Linked DNA regions of Homo sapiens: region 2 is linked to region 1. A link is a contact called in ENCODE Hi-C or POLR2A ChIA-PET data. All regions are on one chromosome and are shown on one strand. The core of a region is the stretch at or near the end of the contact, and the rest is flanking DNA. Distances in the headings are between cores, read along the strand shown. Region 1 holds the start of GNL1 (G protein nucleolar 1 (putative)). Region 2 holds the start of NRM (nurim).

Region 1 (5,530 bases), core at 1,471-3,970:
GACAGGGGTTTCACCATGTTGGTCAGGCTGGTCTTGAACTGCTGACCTCGTGATTCGCCCGCCTCGGCCTCCCAAAGTGCTGGGATTACAGGCGTGAGCCACTGTACCCAGCCGCAAATTTATATTTTCTAACGGAGTTCAATTTATCAATCTTTCCTTTATGGTTAGTGTGTATACGTGCATTTCTTGTCTGTTTAAGAACTCTTAGCTACTCTTAGAAAATACATTTACTTTCTAGAATAATTATTCTCTTACCTTTTATACTTAGATCTACAGTCCATTTGAAATAGATCTTTGTATATGATTATGAGTGCAAGGTGAAATTCCATTTTTTTCACATGAATATCCAATTGATCCAATATCATTTATTGAAAAGACCAACTTTTCAGTTCCATCTTCATCATAAATGAAGTGTCCACACATGTATGGGCCTGTTATTGGACTCTTCGGGACATAAGTCCTATTGACTTATGTCTATCATTGTTTCCAAACTGCATCGTTGTAACTATTGTAGCTTTATAGTAAGTCTTTTTTTCTTCTTGTATTTAGAGACAGGATCTCACTATGTTGCCCAGAGTGGCCTCAAAAACTCCTGGGCTCAAAGGATCCTCGCACCTCAGCCTCCTGAGTAACTGGGACTACAGGCGTGTGCCACCATGCCCAGCTTACAAATCTTGATATTCATAGTAAGCCCTCCCACTTCAAGATTGTCTTGATAGTCGCCTTGATATTTTGCATTTCCCTATAATAATGTGTATTTCCACAAAAACATTATGGGTGTTCTGACTTGGAATGCATGAAATCTGTTTATCAATTTGGGAAGAAGTGACATTTTTACAACATTGAGTTTTTAAATCAGCAAATATACAACTTCTCTCCATTCATTTAGGGATGGAATCCCTGATCTTTTATTTTTAAGTCCTTCCTGGGTTTTATCCCCTCCCTTGCTGTCTTCTCTACGACCTAATACAAGGATCAGGGCCCCTTCCTCCTCACCTGACTTAGGGTCGCCAGGTTTTCCATTGGCCATGGGGGGAGGGCCCAGAAGGCTGGGTGGTCCTAAGAGCAGACATGAAAATATGGTCATCAGAATGGATTAAAGGACTGATGATTCTGTTCTTAGGTGTTTTTCTTGTATTACTTATTTCTTAATTCAACCAGTAAAGTCAGGTATATTTTCAGCAGTCTTGGGAGTTCTCACCCCATCTATCTGCCCTTTTTTCTGCAAAGCTGTTTCAGGGTTTGCAAAAAGTAGATATTCAATCAAAGGGGATAATGCAGGAAAAGATACTGACAACTTTTTTTCTTCACCGTACCGTCGCTATCCAAAACAACCTAAGTGTCTCCAGACATGAACCAATCCCTCACCTTAACTGCTGGCCAGAGGACTAGTTTAGAGAAAGCTGCACCTGTACCTTTTCAGTCAAAGTCTGGATACAAACTGTCATCCCAGTCATCGCAATCTGCAACATCTCTACTACCCCTTTCCCCTACTGTTCTGCGGCTGCGCAAAAGAGCTCTTTATTCTCTCCACCCCCGCCTTCTCCAGAAAGGTCTGGGGCCGTATTGAGGTTGATGGTTCCAGTAAGAGAACTCCTGGTTCAAGGCTCCATTTGGGAGAGCCCCACTTCCATCCCTCCCCAGCGCGTGCGCCCTTCCTCCTTCCGTTACAGCCCCCTCCTTCGCACCTTATTAGCCCCTAGCCCCTTGCCCGGACGGGCTTGACAGGCATGTGCACATCCCTCCCAGACCCCTCACCGATGGGACTCCCATCCTCCTCATCTCCAGTCTCTTCCCGCTCGGGCAGCGGGGGCTGCTGCTGTGTCGGTGGCTGGTGATGATTCTGCTTCTTTCGTTTCGGCATCGTGTCTGCGGCAATGGCTGCAGCGGGATTTGGAGGGTAGTGAGGAAGGGGCACGCGGGGATTCTGTTTCCGCTTCCGGGGGGTCGGTGGGCAGCAATGCTGAGGCTCCCGCCATTCCACTTCCGGAAGGTTGCGGAGAACATCTGCGGCGGCCGCATTCCGGAGCCAACTGCCTCCCTCCGTCTCTGCCAGGCATGGCGGCAACCTCACACCTTCCCTTTGCTGCGTTTCTATAAATGCTTTGAAAAAATTACTCTTTTCTTCCCTCGCTGGAAAACACCACAACCAGCTCCTCAGAGTGTGTCACAGAGTCAACAGGCTCTCGGGCCAGAGGGCCTGAGAAGAGGACTGTCGCACCGTAAGATCGCCACATCCGGTCCTCGGTTACTATGGTAACAGCTGCAGGCACAACTTCGTGCCCTTTGACCTCCCCCCAAAAGTCCTTGTCCCGCTTGGGTTTCCCTTCTCGCCCGCTTTTGCACTTATGATCTGTAAACCTGCTCCTTATCATCGTTCCCACAAGGAATTTGGGTCCCAACAGGTCGGCACCCAGGACTCTCAGACCGCCGCCCTCCCCTAAAGACCTCTGACCGTGCCCCCGGTGTAGTCCAGCAACCTGGACGCAGTCTCGGCTTTCCACTAAGGTCAAGCCCGGGGCTTTGTAGTATAGCCTCAGCGTGTCCACGCCCCCTCTCCCCTAGGTAGTAGGCCCCGCCCTCCGCTCCGCCGCCCCCTCCAGGTGAGTGGTAGGTTCTCCCGGGAGCGCAAGGTAGTGATGACACGCGCCCCCCCTCCTCCGAACGCGAGTTGGTAGCGTCCGTGACGGAGTTAGCCTGGTCCTCCCACGCGCGCCTCCTTCCTCGCCGCCGGGGCGCCCTCTCGGTGCCACTGGCTCTCACGTGCCAGTAGCCCACCCCGCATCATCCTCTCGCCTCGCTCCTGGAGGGAAGTGACTATATCTCCCCCGTCCGCCTTCCATCGCCGCCGCGGCGGTAATTCTGTCGGGCCCGCCCGCTGACGTCACCTGCTAGCCCCGCCTCCTCTAGGGTCCCGGGCCCCTGCGGCGGGGGCTGCCCCGGGGGGCAGTCAGTTGAGGCGGCGGGAGCTCGGCGGAGGGCGGGCCAGGTGACTGGTCCGGGCCATGCCGAGGAAGAAGCCATTCAGCGTGAAGCAGAAGAAGAAGCAGTTGCAGGACAAACGGGAGCGGAAGAGAGGTCAGTGCGGGAGCGGGAGGAGGGGGCGGGGCTCGGGCTTCCGCACATCTGGAAGGAGGGGTGTGCCCGCTGCACCTCTGGGGATCGTGGGAGGGGGTCGTGGGACCGCGTCAACCCTCGCGGCCTATCGCGGAGGGGATCCCCCACCCCCCCTACATCTGGAAGGGGTGGGGAAGGATGGAGAGTTGGGGGAGGGGAATCCCTCCAGCTAGCACGGGGCGCCGTCCCCACTGCTCCCTGAAGGAGTGACTCCCCCCACGCACATCCGGGAGGGTCCCAAATAGGGTGTCTGGGAGGACTGAACATCGGAAGAAGTTGAGTGGGATGAAAGGGAGTCAGGCCGATGGGGGAGAGGGTCTTATGGCCCCTGAGAGCTGGCCAGCACTGGCGTCACCGGCCCCTCCCCGCAGGGCTTCAAGATGGGCTGCGCTCCAGTTCCAACAGCCGCAGCGGGAGCCGGGAGCGGCGAGAGGAACAGACCGACACCTCGGACGGGGAGTCTGTGACCCATCATATCCGCAGGCTTAACCAGCAGCCTTCTCAGGGGCTGGGTCCACGAGGCTACGACCCAAATCGGTGAGGGTGGGAGGGGGCGCTGGTCCCGGCTTTCCCGCCTACCCGGAAGTCAGAGCTTTGGGGGAAAGCGGGCTGCTACTGGTGAAGACGGTGGGCCTGGGATGCCACAGTTCTCCGCTAGCCACTCGGCTCCCCACAGCGGGCCACAGTCTTCCTTTCCAGAGGGGCTGGAGAGAGTTGGGCTTTTAGAAGGAGAAGGCTGAGTATTGCCTGAAAGAAGGACTTGGGGGAAGTCTGACTTGAGAGAGGAGACTTGAACGACTCTGGAGAGAATGGTTTGCGAAGTTGATTGTACAAGAGGGGAGAAAATAGGAGTTTGTGGCCACAGGATTGCTCTGGATGTCTCGGTCCCTGTTCCCTTAGATACCGACTGCATTTTGAGAGAGACAGCAGGGAGGAGGTAGAGAGGAGAAAGAGAGCAGCCCGGGAGCAAGTTCTACAGCCGGTCAGTGCTGAGTTGTTGGAGCTGGACATCCGGGAGGTGTATCAGCCTGGCTCAGGTGAGTGAGAGCAAGACAGGCATTGGGCTGGGGAAGGAGTTTGGAAAGGTAAAAGCCGACTGTGAGGAAGGAGGGGTCTGGGATGTACTCTTGAATCCTGAAGATTTCCTCACACTTGGACTTTTTCCTGAATTCCCAGTTCTGGACTTTCCTCGACGTCCTCCTTGGAGCTATGAGATGTCCAAGGAGCAACTAATGAGCCAAGAGGAACGGAGCTTCCAAGACTATCTTGGGAAGATTCATGGGGCTTACTCCTCTGAGAAACTCAGCTACTTTGAGCACAATCTGGAGGTGACAGTGTACTCTAGGGACAGGAGTGGGGCATAGTGACCTATGGTCAAATTGGTTTGGGATCAGGCTGGAGAGGGACTCTGTTTTCAGTTTCTCTTCCTGATCCTGTCTTTTTAGACATGGAGGCAGCTGTGGCGGGTGTTAGAGATGTCTGACATCGTCCTGCTTATCACTGATATCCGACATCCAGTGAGTACTAGGGATAAGGGTGGGCAAGGAGGAGGGAGAAAGGTTTTTCAGGGGCAAAGGTCAGAGGCAAGAGTTGGGAGACAGAGAGGTATCTATCTTCCTGTCTTTCTAATCTCTACCTAGTGCTGATGTCCGCAGTTAGGAACTCAGTTTTTTATTCTCTTATAGCCTGTCATTCCTCCCTTGGCCAGCTCACTCTTCTCTTCAAAACAGCCATGTCCTGTCCTTTAGCTCATCACAGACCAATAGAAAATCCAAGTGTTGGAGCTCCAGGGATTCTATGAATGCAGCTGGGGACTTCCTCCTGCCCAGCCCAAAGATGCCCTTTCTTCCTTATCTCATTTCTCTAGCACTGCCACATCAGTTGCTACAGAACCCACCTGGAATGCTAGAGTAGTAGTTAAGGCTGTAGACTGCTGCTGGACTGCCCTGTGTGAATCCTAGCTCTGCAACTTCACTCTTGTCCTCCAGTGGGAGAAAGGGAGGTCTGTGAGGACCATTTAGGTTGGAGGTCCTTAATAATATGTACACACACATACTCACACGTACATCATGTGCACATCAATATACACAGGCATGTTTGCACACATGTTCACAGTCACATTAACACACAAACATGCACACATGTGCACGTACTTGCATGCATGCATATATGCACGTGTACACACTTACATAGTTGTGCACACACAAAAAAGCAGACTAATTTCTACCCTAACCCCCATCCCTGTTTCCGATCCCAGCCTTTACCTCAGTGTGCTAAGTGATGCTGTTTCCTTGTCTTGTTTTGGGTTCATTTCCATCTCTAATCATGACCTATAGGAAGCCCTCTGAGACTCAGAAGTATTACTAACCCCTGTTTTGTCTTTGTTTTTCAGTTTGTCTGGTTTATAGTTTTT
Region 2 (5,344 bases), core at 641-3,140, 130 kb before region 1:
CTTGATTTCTTACCATACCTGCTGTCTGTAGAGCACCATGTAGCACTCAGCTACACTCCCTCTTCATGAGTGGTACTATTTAAATGCCTCAGGTTAAACATCTAGAGATTAGGGATCTTTTCTTACACTTCCTTGTATTTTATTTATTTATTTTTTTGTTTGAGACAGAATCTTGCTCCATCACCCAGTGGATTCTCCTGCCTCAGCCTCCCAAGTAGCTGGGATTACAGGCGCATACCACCACACCCAGCTAATTTTTAAAATTTTTTAGTAGAAATGGGGTTTCACCACGTTGGCCATTCTGGTCTCCAGCTTCTGGTCTAAAGTGATCCACCCACCTCAGCCTCCCGAATTGCTGGGATTACAGGCGTGAGCCACCGAGTCTGGCCTCTTACACTTCCAATGAACCCCATAGCTTGTAGCACATTGCTTTGTGTGGTAAGTGTCTCTATTCATGGTCCTAGCAGGAAATGAATAGCACAGTGAAATTAGGATAATTTGGGGGAGAGTTTAATAAAGTGATAATTACAAAGAAGTAGGCAGGGTGTAGGGAAATCAGAAAGAATAGTGCAGTGCCTTAGTACCCACAGCTCTGTTGTGATCACCTCCAAGCTCAAAAAGATGAGGACAGAGCAGTCGTGTAGAGAGGACTTTCTTTTTTTTTTTTTCTTTTCTTTTTTTTTTTTTTTTTTTTTGAGATGGAGTCTTGCTCTGTCGCCCAGGCTGGAGTGCAGTGGCGCGATCTCGGCTCACTGCAAGCTCTGCCTCCCGGGTTCACGCCATTCTTCTGCCTCAGCCTCCTGAGCAGCTGTGACTACAAGCGCCCGCCACCGCGCCCGGCTAATTTTTTTTGTATTTTTAGTAGAGACGGGGTTTCACCGTGGTCTCGATCTCCTGACCTCGTGATCCACCCGCCTCGGCCTCCCAAACTGCTGGGATTACAGGCGTGAGCCACCGCGCCCGGCGAGAGGACTTTCTCAATAAAAACTGTGACTTTCATTGATACCGTCCATTTGGGACAACTTACTGAAGCAGAAAGCAGGGTGGAGACTGAATTCAAGGGAAAACATAAGATGTCTGGTACAGCATACAACAGCATTGATTCAGAGGAGGGTGGGAGTACTGAGCCCAGGAGACGGAGAAGGAATGTAAAGCCTGCGAGAGGCTGCTCAGCAATTATCTGGTCCCTTAGCCTACAGGATTAGCAGCTTCCTAACTCAGGCAATTATCTCTCTGGACCTGTTTCTTCTATCTATAAGTTGATGGAATTAGTCTAATGATATCTAAGGTCCCTACTATGTGTACGTCTACTGTGACAAGGTCCTTAGCTGCATGATCTTTAATTCTGACAAAGGTTACTATCACAAATATTTTAACATGTTTATTCTCGTGGTTACTAATCAACAATCTCTGGCACTATTACAACAAACCTTTCAGTATTTACAGAGAAGTTATTTGCCATTCTTAGCAACTGGCCAGTCAACAACTCAACTTTATAGTAAGTTACAGAATTTATTCTGTATATTGTATTCTGTACAATGTATTCCATACATTAATTTATTTTGTGGTAAAACAGTAACTTTTCATTTTAGATGGGAAAACTAGACGAGCTGAGATTCAACCCACGTGAGCGGCTGCAGAGCCGCTACCCTTAACAGCTCTCTCTCGGGATTCTAACATTCCCTTCTGTGACGGAGAGACAGCAGGCCGGGACACGCATCCCAGGACGGATCCACAGCTGGATGGGGAAGGCTGCGCCAGGCGGGCCGGAAGCCTGGCGGTGGCGTGCAGGAGCCCCGCCCTCCTGGGCTGGATTCAGCCGGGGGCGGGGCCGCGGGCGGGGCCTGTGGCAGCGGGAATCCCGACCCCGCCCCTTTCCCCACCCCTCCATTTCTCGCCATGGCCCCTGCACTGCTCCTGATCCCTGCTGCCCTCGCCTCTTTCATCCTGGCCTTTGGCACCGGAGTGGAGTTCGTGCGCTTTACCTCCCTTCGGCCACTTCTTGGAGGGATCCCGGAGTCTGGTGGTCCGGGTGAGCGGGAGGGATCGAGGATGAACTGGGAGGAGGAAGGTGGAGCCGTAGGAGAGGGATTGAGGGCGGGGCTTGGAAACAAATGACAGGGGAAGTCCAAGAGAGGGAACTCGAACCTTGAAAGCGGCCGAGAAGCTACAGGGGAGGGAGACCTGAGTTCTAAATTAGGAACTCAAGGATTAGAGTTTTGGAGAGGCGGGAGAGTGAGGACTGAGGGAGCCGAAAAGGGCGGTGACCGGAGTATTCTAAGTAAAGTGTTTTGTAGAGAGGACTGTTGAGAGGAGAGTGTTAAAAAGAAGGAGCATTTGGAGAACCGAAGTAAGAGGGGCAATCCAGCGTGGCCTCTCCAGCCATGCTTTTTGCAACTGCCTAACATGTGGTGTTCTATAAATCCTCTTCCCCAGGTTTGCAGGAGGCCTAGGGAAGAGGGCAGAAACTAGGGATGGAAAAGTGAGATGGGCACAGCCTAGAGAGGAAGCATTAAGGCTCTTGAAAGCAGTAAGGGACATGGCCTGGGGATCCAAGAGGAGATGAGGGTGGGGGAAACATTCTGCCACTGTTTCGATCTTTTGTCTCTTTTTCCCTCAACTTCCTGTAGATGCCCGCCAGGGATGGCTGGCTGCCCTGCAGGACCGCAGCATCCTTGCCCCCCTGGCATGGGATCTGGGGCTCCTGCTTCTATTTGTTGGGCAGCACAGCCTCATGGCAGCTGAAAGAGTGAAGGCATGGACATCCCGGTACTTTGGGGTCCTTCAGAGGTCACTGTATGTGGCCTGCACTGCCCTGGCCTTGCAGGTATGAGGCCCTGGCCTTGCAGGTATGAAATCCTGGCAGTTGAGTCCCCAAGGGAGACCAAGTGTGGGAGGGGTGCCGTGGATTGGAGGGGCAAAATATGGGTTCAGGAGGAGAATTGAGGAACTAATCTCAGCTTCCATTCCTCCACAGCACATATCCTACTTTTTATCAAGAAGGGTGTACTTGTCCTTCCCTAAGCACAAGATATGCTTCTCACCTCTGCAACTTTGTTTATGTCCTGCTTGAGATCCCTTCTCTTCAGTCCTACCCTTTCTTCAAAACCACTTCCCTAGGTCTGAAGAGAAGGCCTTGTCTGTCTTTTCACTGGGTGGTTGGCACAGGCTACTACTTTGCGTAGCTATCAGGTCACCCCATCTATTCTATAAGTTCTCAGGGTAGAGACAGGCCATCCTTACATCTTTGGGACCTCACCCAGCACGCACCCTCCACATGGTGAATATTTGGTGGTGATGCTTAGGAGAGAGGTGGGGGAGAGTTGCAGGCTAGCCTGTGGTGGGGGCAGATCTGGGTCTGGGTCTCCCAAGGTCGGGCAGACTAGGCCACTGGGATACCCAGCCCCTTATCCTTCCACAGCTGGTGATGCGGTACTGGGAGCCCATACCCAAAGGCCCTGTGTTGTGGGAGGCTCGGGCTGAGCCATGGGCCACCTGGGTGCCGCTCCTCTGCTTTGTGCTCCATGTCATCTCCTGGCTCCTCATCTTTAGCATCCTTCTCGTCTTTGACTATGCTGAGCTCATGGGCCTCAAACAGGTGAGGCTCCGAGATCCCTACCTATGACCTCTGACCCATTTTAGAACTCCTCGTTCCCTTTCAAGGGTTTCCCTCCTCCCATGCTCTTCTACTGTCTCCCTGCTTCTCCCTCGTGGCCCTTCCCTTTGACTTTCCCTCGTAAGGGCAGCAAGCATGGGCCTCCTGGGCCTGGGGAAGGTACATGGATCAGAAGTCAGGATCAGGGATCCAAGTCTCAGAAGGGGGGTTCCTGGGCCTGAGTTCTAGAAGGGTGGTGCCTGGAAGAGGAGGAAAGAAGTGCCCAAGATGAGAAAAGGGCTTGACTCCATTTCTAAGCTCTTCTCCCTCTCTTAGGTATACTACCATGTGCTGGGGCTGGGCGAGCCTCTGGCCCTGAAGTCTCCCCGGGCTCTCAGACTCTTCTCCCACCTGCGCCACCCAGTGTGTGTGGAGCTGCTGACAGTGCTGTGGGTGGTGCCTACCCTGGGCACGGACCGTCTCCTCCTTGCTTTCCTCCTTACCCTCTACCTGGGCCTGGCTCACGGGCTTGATCAGCAAGACCTCCGCTACCTCCGGGCCCAGCTACAAAGAAAACTCCACCTGCTCTCTCGGCCCCAGGATGGGGAGGCAGAGTGAGGAGCTCACTCTGGTTACAAGCCCTGTTCTTCCTCTCCCACTGAATTCTAAATCCTTAACATCCAGGCCCTGGCTGCTTCATGCCAGAGGCCCAAATCCATGGACTGAAGGAGATGCCCCTTCTACTACTTGAGACTTTATTCTCTGGGTCCAGCTCCATACCCTAAATTCTGAGTTTCAGCCACTGAACTCCAAGGTCCACTTCTCACCAGCAAGGAAGAGTGGGGTATGGAAGTCATCTGTCCCTTCACTGTTTAGAGCATGACACTCTCCCCCTCAACAGCCTCCTGAGAAGGAAAGGATCTGCCCTGACCACTCCCCTGGCACTGTTACTTGCCTCTGCGCCTCAGGGGTCCCCTTCTGCACCGCTGGCTTCCACTCCAAGAAGGTGGACCAGGGTCTGCAAGTTCAACGGTCATAGCTGTCCCTCCAGGCCCCAACCTTGCCTCACCACTCCCGGCCCTAGTCTCTGCACCTCCTTAGGCCCTGCCTCTGGGCTCAGACCCCAACCTAGTCAAGGGGATTCTCCTGCTCTTAACTCGATGACTTGGGGCTCCCTGCTCTCCCGAGGAAGATGCTCTGCAGGAAAATAAAAGTCAGCCTTTTTCTACATATGGCATGCAGTCTGTCAGTGTCTCCCAAGCTACAGGGCTGAGTTTGGGAAAGAAAGCCAGAGGGAGCCTGGGAGCACCGAACTGGAGTCTGGGCAGCCACCACGCCCTCTGGCAACCGCTGGGGTTCGGCCACCCCCGCAGACCCGCCCCCACTTTGCCAGAGCGGCCGGGTCCCCATTCCCATTCCTTCAAATCCCCTTTTTCCCGGCAGCCGACCTGTAGACCCAAGGGAGACAGGTTGAAGCTAGAAAGAGTCGGGGCAGCAGCTCTGGTAGGGGAGGGAGCATCCAAAACCTCTGGCTTCTGAGCGCCTCTCCTGCCGCCCATCCACAAAGCCCCCCACAGCCTGGCGGCTGCCCTCGACCCCGCAAAACAAAGGACTTCAGAGGCTGGACCTACAGACCCAGATGAGAAGGCAAAAGCGTAGGGAGGAGCGGCAGGAGATGGGAAGGGCGGGCCCCGCTCGGAGCAGCTGCCGCTTCCTCCCAAAGTCCCACGAGGGGCCTGAGTCACGGGC

What was found. A loop is a pair of places that touch in the nucleus more often than their neighbours do. ChIA-PET counts read pairs that join two places held with the same protein, here RNA polymerase II (POLR2A). Pooled maps may share reads with other maps.
Region 2: a loop to region 1 is called in a pooled map, with 3 times the contacts of the local background. The contact joins the promoter of NRM here to the promoter of GNL1 in region 1. A Hi-C loop is called at or near these places in 6 of 168 maps with a recorded cell type or tissue (CD8-positive, alpha-beta T cell, ascending aorta, endometrial microvascular endothelial cells and 2 more), 16 of 37 single-sample maps with no recorded cell type and 22 of 50 pooled maps. POLR2A ChIA-PET finds 5 or more read pairs at or near these places in 7 of 52 experiments (CD4-positive, alpha-beta memory T cell, CD8-positive, alpha-beta memory T cell, GM12878 and 4 more).

Annotation. Positions count from the first base shown.
Region 1 is chr6:30,553,679-30,559,208 of GRCh38, reverse strand. It overlaps GNL1 (G protein nucleolar 1 (putative)), which reads left to right and starts at 2,720. Exons shown (of 12, transcript NM_005275.5): 1 at 2,720-3,078; 2 at 3,489-3,654; 3 at 4,018-4,154; 4 at 4,294-4,445; 5 at 4,563-4,634. The coding sequence starts at 3,006. PRR3 (proline rich 3) reads right to left here and starts at 1,914. Exons shown (of 4, transcript NM_025263.4): 1 at 1,759-1,914; 2 at 997-1,059. The coding sequence starts at 1,864. RefSeq lists enhancers at 1,747-2,311, 2,312-2,876, 2,877-3,442.
Region 2 is chr6:30,687,530-30,692,873 of GRCh38, reverse strand. It overlaps NRM (nurim), which reads left to right and starts at 1,890. Exons shown (of 4, transcript NM_001384369.1): 1 at 1,890-2,032; 2 at 2,631-2,827; 3 at 3,422-3,598; 4 at 3,932-4,825. The coding sequence starts at 1,900. The coding sequence ends at 4,213. It also overlaps a transcript of PPP1R18 not described here.